Linked DNA regions of Mus musculus: region 2 is linked to region 1. Evidence: chromatin contacts called from ENCODE POLR2A ChIA-PET data. All regions are on one chromosome and are shown on one strand. The core of a region is the stretch at or near the end of the contact, and the rest is flanking DNA. Distances in the headings are between cores, read along the strand shown. Region 1 holds the start of Psmb6 (proteasome (prosome, macropain) subunit, beta type 6). Region 2 holds the start of Spag7 (sperm associated antigen 7).

Evidence for each region. ChIA-PET counts read pairs that join two places held with the same protein, here RNA polymerase II (POLR2A).
Region 2: POLR2A ChIA-PET joins it to region 1 with 25 read pairs in embryonic stem cell. The contact joins the promoter of Spag7 here to the promoter of Psmb6 in region 1. POLR2A ChIA-PET finds 5 or more read pairs at or near these places in 4 of 5 experiments (Patski and embryonic stem cell).

Annotation. Positions count from the first base shown.
Region 1 is chr11:70,523,480-70,527,353 of GRCm38, forward strand. It overlaps Psmb6 (proteasome (prosome, macropain) subunit, beta type 6), which reads left to right and starts at 1,878. Exons shown (of 6, transcript NM_008946.4): 1 at 1,878-2,016; 2 at 2,406-2,473; 3 at 2,815-2,946; 4 at 3,065-3,194; 5 at 3,700-3,844. The coding sequence starts at 1,918.
Region 2 is chr11:70,667,968-70,671,983 of GRCm38, forward strand. It overlaps Spag7 (sperm associated antigen 7), which reads right to left and starts at 1,449. Exons shown (of 7, transcript NM_172561.3): 1 at 1,230-1,449. The coding sequence starts at 1,314. It overlaps Camta2 (calmodulin binding transcription activator 2), which reads right to left. Exons shown (of 23, transcript NM_001190376.1): 17 at 3,917-4,016; 18 at 3,483-3,666; 19 at 3,041-3,112; 20 at 2,924-2,944; 21 at 2,582-2,769; 22 at 2,379-2,453; 23 at 1,496-2,295. The coding sequence ends at 2,232.

The DNA of each region.
Region 1 (3,874 bases), core at 628-3,127:
TTGCCTCATAGGTTTGGAATGTCCTGATGCCAACAACTGCTCTTCCAGAGGTCCTGAGTTAAATTTCCAGAAATCATCTGTAATGAGATCTGGTGCCCTCTTCTGGTGTGTCTGAACACAGATGCAGTGTATATACATAAAATACATAAATCTTTTTTTTTTTTTTTTTTTTTTTTTTTTTGGAGACAGGGTTTTTCTGTGTAGCCCTGGCTGTCCTGGAACTCACTCTGTAGACCAGGCTGGCCTCGAACTCTGAAATCTGCCTGCCTCTGCCTCCCAAGTGCTGGGATTAAAGGCGTGCACCACCACGCCCAGCTTTTTAAAAAATCCATATATCTGATGTTTCTACCTAAATATAAAAATAACACAATACAATAATTAAAAACTCAAGCAATTCTTTTTTAAAATTGACAAAGATCTTGAATGGACATTGCTGCAAAGAAGATACACAAAGAACTCACTAGCCATGGAAATATGCTTAACTAATTATTCGGGGAAAACAAATCAAAATCATACACTCACGTCCACATGCACTAGAATGGCACGATTTTTTTTTATTCTACAAACCATATTTAATTATAAAATCAAGAATTTTAGTATACAAGAATTGAGTTGGCCCAAGTATTTATATAAAGAACCAACCTACATAATTCATTAGACAAGAAATGATTTCTTCATTGTAATGACTCTTTTTTTTTCCATATTTTTTTATTGGGTATTTATTTCAATTACATTTCCAGTGCTATCCCAAAAGTCCCACACACGCTCCCCCACCCACTCCCCTACCCACCCACTCCCACTTCTTGGCCCTGGCGTTCCCCTGTACTGAGGCATATAAAGTTTGCACGACCAATGGGCCTCTCTTTCCACTGATGGCCGACTAGGCTATCTTCTGATTCATATGCAGCTAGAGACACGAGCTCCAGGGGGGGTATTGGTTAGTTCATATTGTTGTTCTACCTATAGGATTGCAGATCCCTTCAGCTCCTTGAGTACCTTCCCTAGCTCCTCCATTGGGGGCCCTGTGATCCATCCAATAGCTGACTGTGAGCATCCACTTCTGTGTTTGCCAGGCCCCGGCATAGTTTCACAAGAGACAGCCATATCTGGGTCCTTTTAGCAAAATCTTGCTAGTGTATGCAATGGTGTCAGCGTTTGGAAGCGGATTATGGGATGGATCCCCGGATATGGCAGTTTCTAGATGGTCCATCTTTTCGTCTCAGCTCGAATGGCACGATTTAAAATGTATTAAAAATATAATACATAGGTGAGAATGTGTAACGGTGGAAACCCTCAGATATGGCAGGGGTGATTGTCAAGGGGTATAGATGCTCCCAAAAAACAATTGTAGCTTCTTCAAAAGTTCTTGTGGGACCCGGGAAGTAGGTACCCCGGACTATTGAAAACACGACCTGACCATTCCAGTTTGTACTCTTATCTTGTGGGTTCTTTGAACTAGGACACCAATCAGGTTATAGTGTATCCAACCTGTTAACATTGCGACACAACGTTGTTATTTACAAAACCCACATACTTCAGACTATACAATCAAGTTACCAAAACAAACAAACGACCCCCCCCACACACACACACACACACCTAAAACCTTATAATGTAAATTAGGCTTCATTTCCAAGTATCCTTTGCCTCCGGGAGCCACAAGCCTCTGGTGAGGCAAATCTTTGAGAAGAGGCTCCGCCCTTTTCCCCCCTTCCTAGACCCGCCTCTTTTTTTTTTTTTTTTTGGTAATTTGACACACTGCCGTAAAGTGCCCACTGACTCTAACGACGAGTTCCTACCTCTGTCTTTTCCCTTCTGCCGTCAAGCAGCTTCGCTCCCAGAAGGCCACAGAGGCGGACTAAAGAGAGTGACGGAGCGCTTTACGACGGTTGCTTTGTGGCAGAGTAGCAGAGGAAGATGGCGGCCGCCTTAGCTGTTCGTCGAGCGGGGTCTGCACCGGCCTTTGGGCCGGAGGCTCTCACCCCAGACTGGGAAAACCGGGAAGTCTCCACAGGGGTGAGGAAAGAGCCAGAGTTCGGAAGACATGTACTAGGCCTGACGGGAGGAAAAACATGAAGCCCGAGTGGGTTTGACTGAGTGGGTTGGGGGGGGGGGAGCGCTGTGTTCTGCGAGAGGGAGAGGGATTCCTTGAATGCTGGCGTGGGGTGATACCTTTCGTGATGAGAGGTGAACAGTAGGCTGAAGCATAAGAGTCTGAATCCTGGGGTTTGGAGATTGTAGTTTTTATATTCTCTGACGTGTTGAGCCCCCTTAAGATTTGATAATAGGTTCGCGGAGCACGAATTTTGCATTATAAAATCCGGGTGAAGAATTATTGAGGTCGGTATATACTCGAGAATGCGGTAAGGCTAAAAGAGTTACCTTTTTTACACTATTCTTCCCAGACCACGATCATGGCTGTGCAGTTTAATGGGGGCGTGGTTCTAGGAGCGGACTCCAGGACAACCACTGGGTGAGCTCAAAACAGAAAGTCTTCCCGTTTCCCCTACTCCAAACATATACCATTCCTGCCTGTCAGCCCATCCTTACCCTCCTCAGACCACTGTGGCAAGAGAAGTTTCTCCACTACCTGGAGATAATAAGGACTTGTTCCTAATTCTGTGGTTTCCAGGCCCCCTCACCCTTTGGTGAACTACCAGTAAAGGTCTGTTCTCCATTCATCCGGCTTCATTTTCCATGAGGACTAGTAGGTGGTAGCAGTATTTGTATCCCTGGAGCTGCAGGGAGTAGACGGTGATGTGGTGGAGGAGGGAGGCAAGTGGGCTCCTTCTCACTGTTTCCGCCATCCTGCAGGTCCTACATCGCCAATCGAGTGACTGACAAGCTGACCCCTATCCACGATCACATCTTCTGCTGCCGCTCAGGCTCAGCCGCTGATACCCAAGCAGTGGCAGACGCTGTCACTTACCAGCTTGGTTTCCACAGGTACTTGTGGGCAGGGGAGGAACAACGACCCTGAAGGCTCTGGAACATAAGGCACTAAAAGGCCTGACTCCAGATCCTGATATTGCTTTGTTTGTGATCTTCCAACCCCACCTTCTAGTATTGAACTGAACGAGCCTCCACTAGTCCACACAGCCGCCAGTCTCTTTAAGGAGATGTGTTACCGGTACAGAGAAGATCTGATGGCAGGAATCATCATTGCAGGCTGGGACCCTCAAGAAGGAGGGCAGGTCAGGCCCTCCTCACCAGAGTACTGGAGTCACACCTCTGATGCTCCACCCCTTCGGCCATTTTGTTTGTCTGTCTGTCTGTCCGTCCTGTATGCATGTATCCTTATGGGTACATGTGTGTGGAGGCCAGAGGTGTGCCAGGGTTGTCTTCCTCATGAGACAGTCTCACTGAAGATAGAGCTCACTTTTAGCTAGGCTGCCTATCCAATGAGCTCTAGCAATTATACACCCTGCACCCTACTCCCAGAGCTGGGGTTACAGATACACATGCCCAGCTTTTACATAAGTGCTGGGGATTTGAAATCAGGTCTTCATACTTGCCTTAGCAGGCCCTTTACCACCCAAGCCATCCCTAGTCCCCACTCCAAACACCTTTTTTTTTTTAAGTTTCTCTTTCTGTCTCTACCTCACCATTAACTTTCCCGAGACCAAAATCAAAAGGGATGGGTGAATGTGTTGGGAAAGGGTGCAACTGGTGGCTTTTCTCCCCCCTCCCATCTGGCAGGTGTACTCTGTTCCCATGGGGGGTATGATGGTAAGACAGTCCTTTGCCATCGGAGGCTCCGGGAGCTCGTACATCTATGGCTATGTTGATGCTACGTATCGGGAAGGCATGACCAAGGACGAATGTCTGCAGTTCACTGCCAATGGTGAGACTCTGTGCTTCCACGCCTGTGAAC
Region 2 (4,016 bases), core at 199-2,698, 140 kb after region 1:
GCCTCCTATTCTGACGGCTGATGGGAGCACACCTATTACTCAGCTGAACATTAAGTAACTCTAACTCCTGTTTCCTATTAAGCTCTGCTTTCCCATAGCTTTCGAACAGACTGCACTCCCTTTACTGAGTTACCTATTCTTTGTTGCTCGGCTCATTTCAGACAAGCCTGGGACTCCCAATTAATCTTTCCTACACATGTATATTAATTGGTTATTAAAATTCCGTATGATCATTAATAAACGTCCCAGACATGGTCTATAATCTCCTTGATGAGCATCTTTGGCTTCACAAGTTTTGTAAATAAGGGAGTACAGATATTTAACAGTCTTTGAACATTCTGAAAGCATCCTGTCTTGCCTCCTTTGAGCAGATGGGTAGTAGGTGCGGGTAGGAGACTTATCCACGACCAAGGCTCACGTGGTTGGGAGCTGGATGCACCTAAGGCTATCCTTTCTATAAAGTCCTTCACATGCGCTCCAAGCCAATACAGGGCAGGCCACTTCGGGCCGCACCCTACCCTGGCTGCCAAACCCCAGCGAGCTTTCTGGTTAGCTACTCAGCGCGGGGGCTGGGAAGGAGAGATGGCGAATCGGAGCCTGCGGGGCATTCTCATCTCTCCAATCAACATCACGATCTAGTTGGGCAGCACAGGAATTTAAGGCTATAGTTAGGAAAGGGCGGTGGAAGGTATGAGGGACTGGGTCAACTCAAGAAGGGGCATAAAGATAGGAGGATCCAGCCAACCAATGGGAGGAGCTGAGGCTGAGGTCGGTCAGAAAAGGTAACACTTTAAAGGTAGAGCTTTTGGCTGAGCTAGCCAATAGAGGGGAACAGACGGGTGGATGGGCGTGCCCTAAACTCAATCGTAATAGAACTGGAGATTCGCGGGACCGAGGCGATGGATACGACATCCTCCAATCGGAAGAAAGGCATCCTACTAATCAGAGCTCACCAACAGCAGACAGGCAGGCCCGTTGACCAATCGCAAACAAGGACTGTAAAAGGCGAGGATAGGAAGAAGAGACTGGAGGTAGAAGGCAGGCTGAGGTAGCCAATCATTGTTTGCAAAAGACAGCGGGCGGGCCGACAGGCCTTTTAGGGACTCTGAGGGTCTCAGAAGTGGCCTGTGGGGGGTCTGTTAGGGTAGGAGGTGGCATTATTCAAAGAGGGAAGAGTGTGGTCCCAAGAATCGGGCGAAGATACGCGGTTGTGAATCTGGGATCCTCACCTCGGGCCTTGCGCCGACTCTCCTGGTCACCGAGGCTGGGTGGTTTCTCCATGGAGCTCAGGATGGAGCCCAGTAGGTCCGCCATCTTGGGAATGAGTGAGAGGGGGCGGTGCGTCTTAAAGGGAAGGACGAAATGCCTTTAAGGCCGGAAACACGTCGGAAGCGAAAAACCGCGCTGCTCCGCCCCGCTTAAGGCAGCGAGATGAGGCCGGCGACTTGCGTGGCGACCTTCCTACCCCGCCCCCAGCAGAGAGAGGCCGGAGGCTAGCTGGTGCAGAGACGTTTAATGGCAATTCGTATAAACCAAGCCCATGCACAAGTAGAAAGTGCTCGTGGAGCCAGCCGGGGGCTCCCGCCGCGCCAGGGAATCAGACGCCCGGCCGCGCAGCGCCTTAAATAGATTCTTCACTATACTCTGTATGTTACAGTTATGTACACACCCCTCCCCACGGGAGCGGGACTCCGCCTCGCGATCCTATGTACACCCCCTCCTCTTTGGCCCCTACGTGGGCGACCAGAGAGTCAGGGTGATGGGGAAGACAGGGCCAGGAAAGGAGGAAACAGACGCAAACATGCGGAGTCAAGGTGGGGGCAGTCACCCCTGAAACACGAGGGCGCGCGCAGCGAAGGCAGCGGTGGGGACCGAGGCGGATACATTCATCAGAGACTCTCGAACAAATAAATAAGGCAAGTCAGGAAGGTCCGAGTCAGGTGCAGGCAGGAACGGGGATATGGAGAAGGTGCAGGCAGGGCTCCGGAGGTCACAGCTGAAGATGCAGATATGTGGGGCGTGGGTCTTCTGGAGCCGGAGACCAAAAGAGGAGGCACAACCAGAAGGGAGGAAACGTGTAAGGCCTGGGGGCGGGGGTTCTACGAAGGGCTCCCAAAAAGGTGAAGGGGTGAAGAGCTGCCGACAGGGGGCTCCCCTAGTCCCGAAAGCCCTCTCCTTGTTTAGACAGCCAGAAGGGGCTCCCAGGGTTTTGAAGAAAGGCGTTGGAGAGGTCAGGTGGCCAGTCCTGGCTGGGGCAGCCCCTCCAGCTCCTGGTTCTGCTTCAGTTCCCTCATTCTGCGGAGAGACAGAGCCAAGTCAGAGGAGACTGATGGATCAGAAAAGGTGTCAGGGCAGAGAGGTAAGGATGGGGTTAGAACCTGTGTCGGCAGCGCCGCAGGAACCTCATTATTTTCCGGGCTGCCTGGTCTTGCTTCTTGGTGAGAAAGGTGCCCCTGGTGGGAAAGAAGAGTCCCCACTTTAAGACCATTGTAGGGAAAGGCTGGAGGGCCGATAGAGGTAGTGGGCATTAACAAAGAGGTAAACTGAGGGCTGTATAGGGGCAGGAAGGGGTGGTCCCTACTTGTTTCGAGCAGGAAGGGGGCCTGAGGGCCGGTGAGGAGGCCCCGGCCTGCGGCGGTAGGAGCGGTAGTGCTGCTGGATAAGCACCGCTGCTCGGCGGCTCTGCTGAAACCGCTTCTGTTCATAGTAGCTTCGGAACTTGCTCTGAATCAGGATGGCCGCCTGAGTCATTTTCTTATAGAGTGCAAACTGCAGGGAAGGAGAGGGGGGACAGGAGCTGAAATGGAGAGACAGAAATCCAAACCTCTGAAGGTCACCCTTCAATTAGGCTGATGTAGAGCCCGTTCTCTGACCCACCCACGGCTGAATCAGACTACTCACACCCAGATCTCATGCCTAATACCTTAAGTGCAATCCAGGTCAGCTTGTGGAAAGAGAGGGGACGTTAGGGCTCTCATAGCACAGAGATAGATAGGTTAGGTGGACGCGTGTTGGTATACTTTTGAGAAAATGCTCTAACCTGCTTGTACTTCCGATAACAACGTTGGATCACCGCTGCGGCTACCTCCTGCTGCTCCTTCAGCCTCCGACCCTAAAGGAAGAGAATGAGGCCCCGTCTGAGCCTCTCAAGGCCCACCTAGTAGACTCTGGACCACCTCTTCCTCCCAGAGTCTCCTCCTTAAAACTTTTTAAAAACCATTTACTTATTTTGTGTGTGTGTATATAGGCTGCCTGTGTGTGGACACGAGAAGACAATTTGAAGCAGTCAGTTTCTTCTTCCACCATGAATTCCAGGGATCAGAATTAGGTTGTCAGGCTTGGTGGCAAGTACTGTGTCCCCCGCCCCCCATTCTTTCTCATTCCTATTTAAGGCCTCTGAGTGAGTGCTTGTTCCACAAAAGCAATGGGAGCCCATAGTCTTCCCTGTCAAGGACAATTCATCCCAAGAACCTAGGTCTAACCTTGTACTTTCGGAAAGCTGTCTGGATGACTCGTGCTGCCTCATACAGCTCCCGCTGCTCGTGATCTGAGAGAGTCAGCAGGGCAAAATCACTTTCCATCTTGCCACTGGTAGATGCAGAGAGGAACTCTGCCCAGGAAGGTGCAGGGGGGATAGCGAGGCGACCTCGTTCAAAGGGCAGCTCACTGTGGGGGATAAGGAAAGGATATCACAAAGCGGTTTAAATCCCTCCTATCCTAGCAAGAGGTGGCTATTAAGGACGATCCTCAGCCAGAGTCTGTAAAGAGTGGCTCTAGAGTTCACCAGCCTGCCCAGGTCCCTTCTCACCACTCCAGGGCCTCAGCCAGAACGGTGCTTTGGCTATGAGGAAGCCTACTTCCTCCCTCCCATCTTTCCCTGCAGAAGAACTGGGAGGCTTTATGGTGAGCTGGTCACCTGGGAGGAGCTGAGCTGGGGAAATGATCCACATTCTCCAGGTAACTGGCCAGCCAGGACATGGTCTCACTGAGCCCCACGGTGCCTGTGTGCTCCCGTG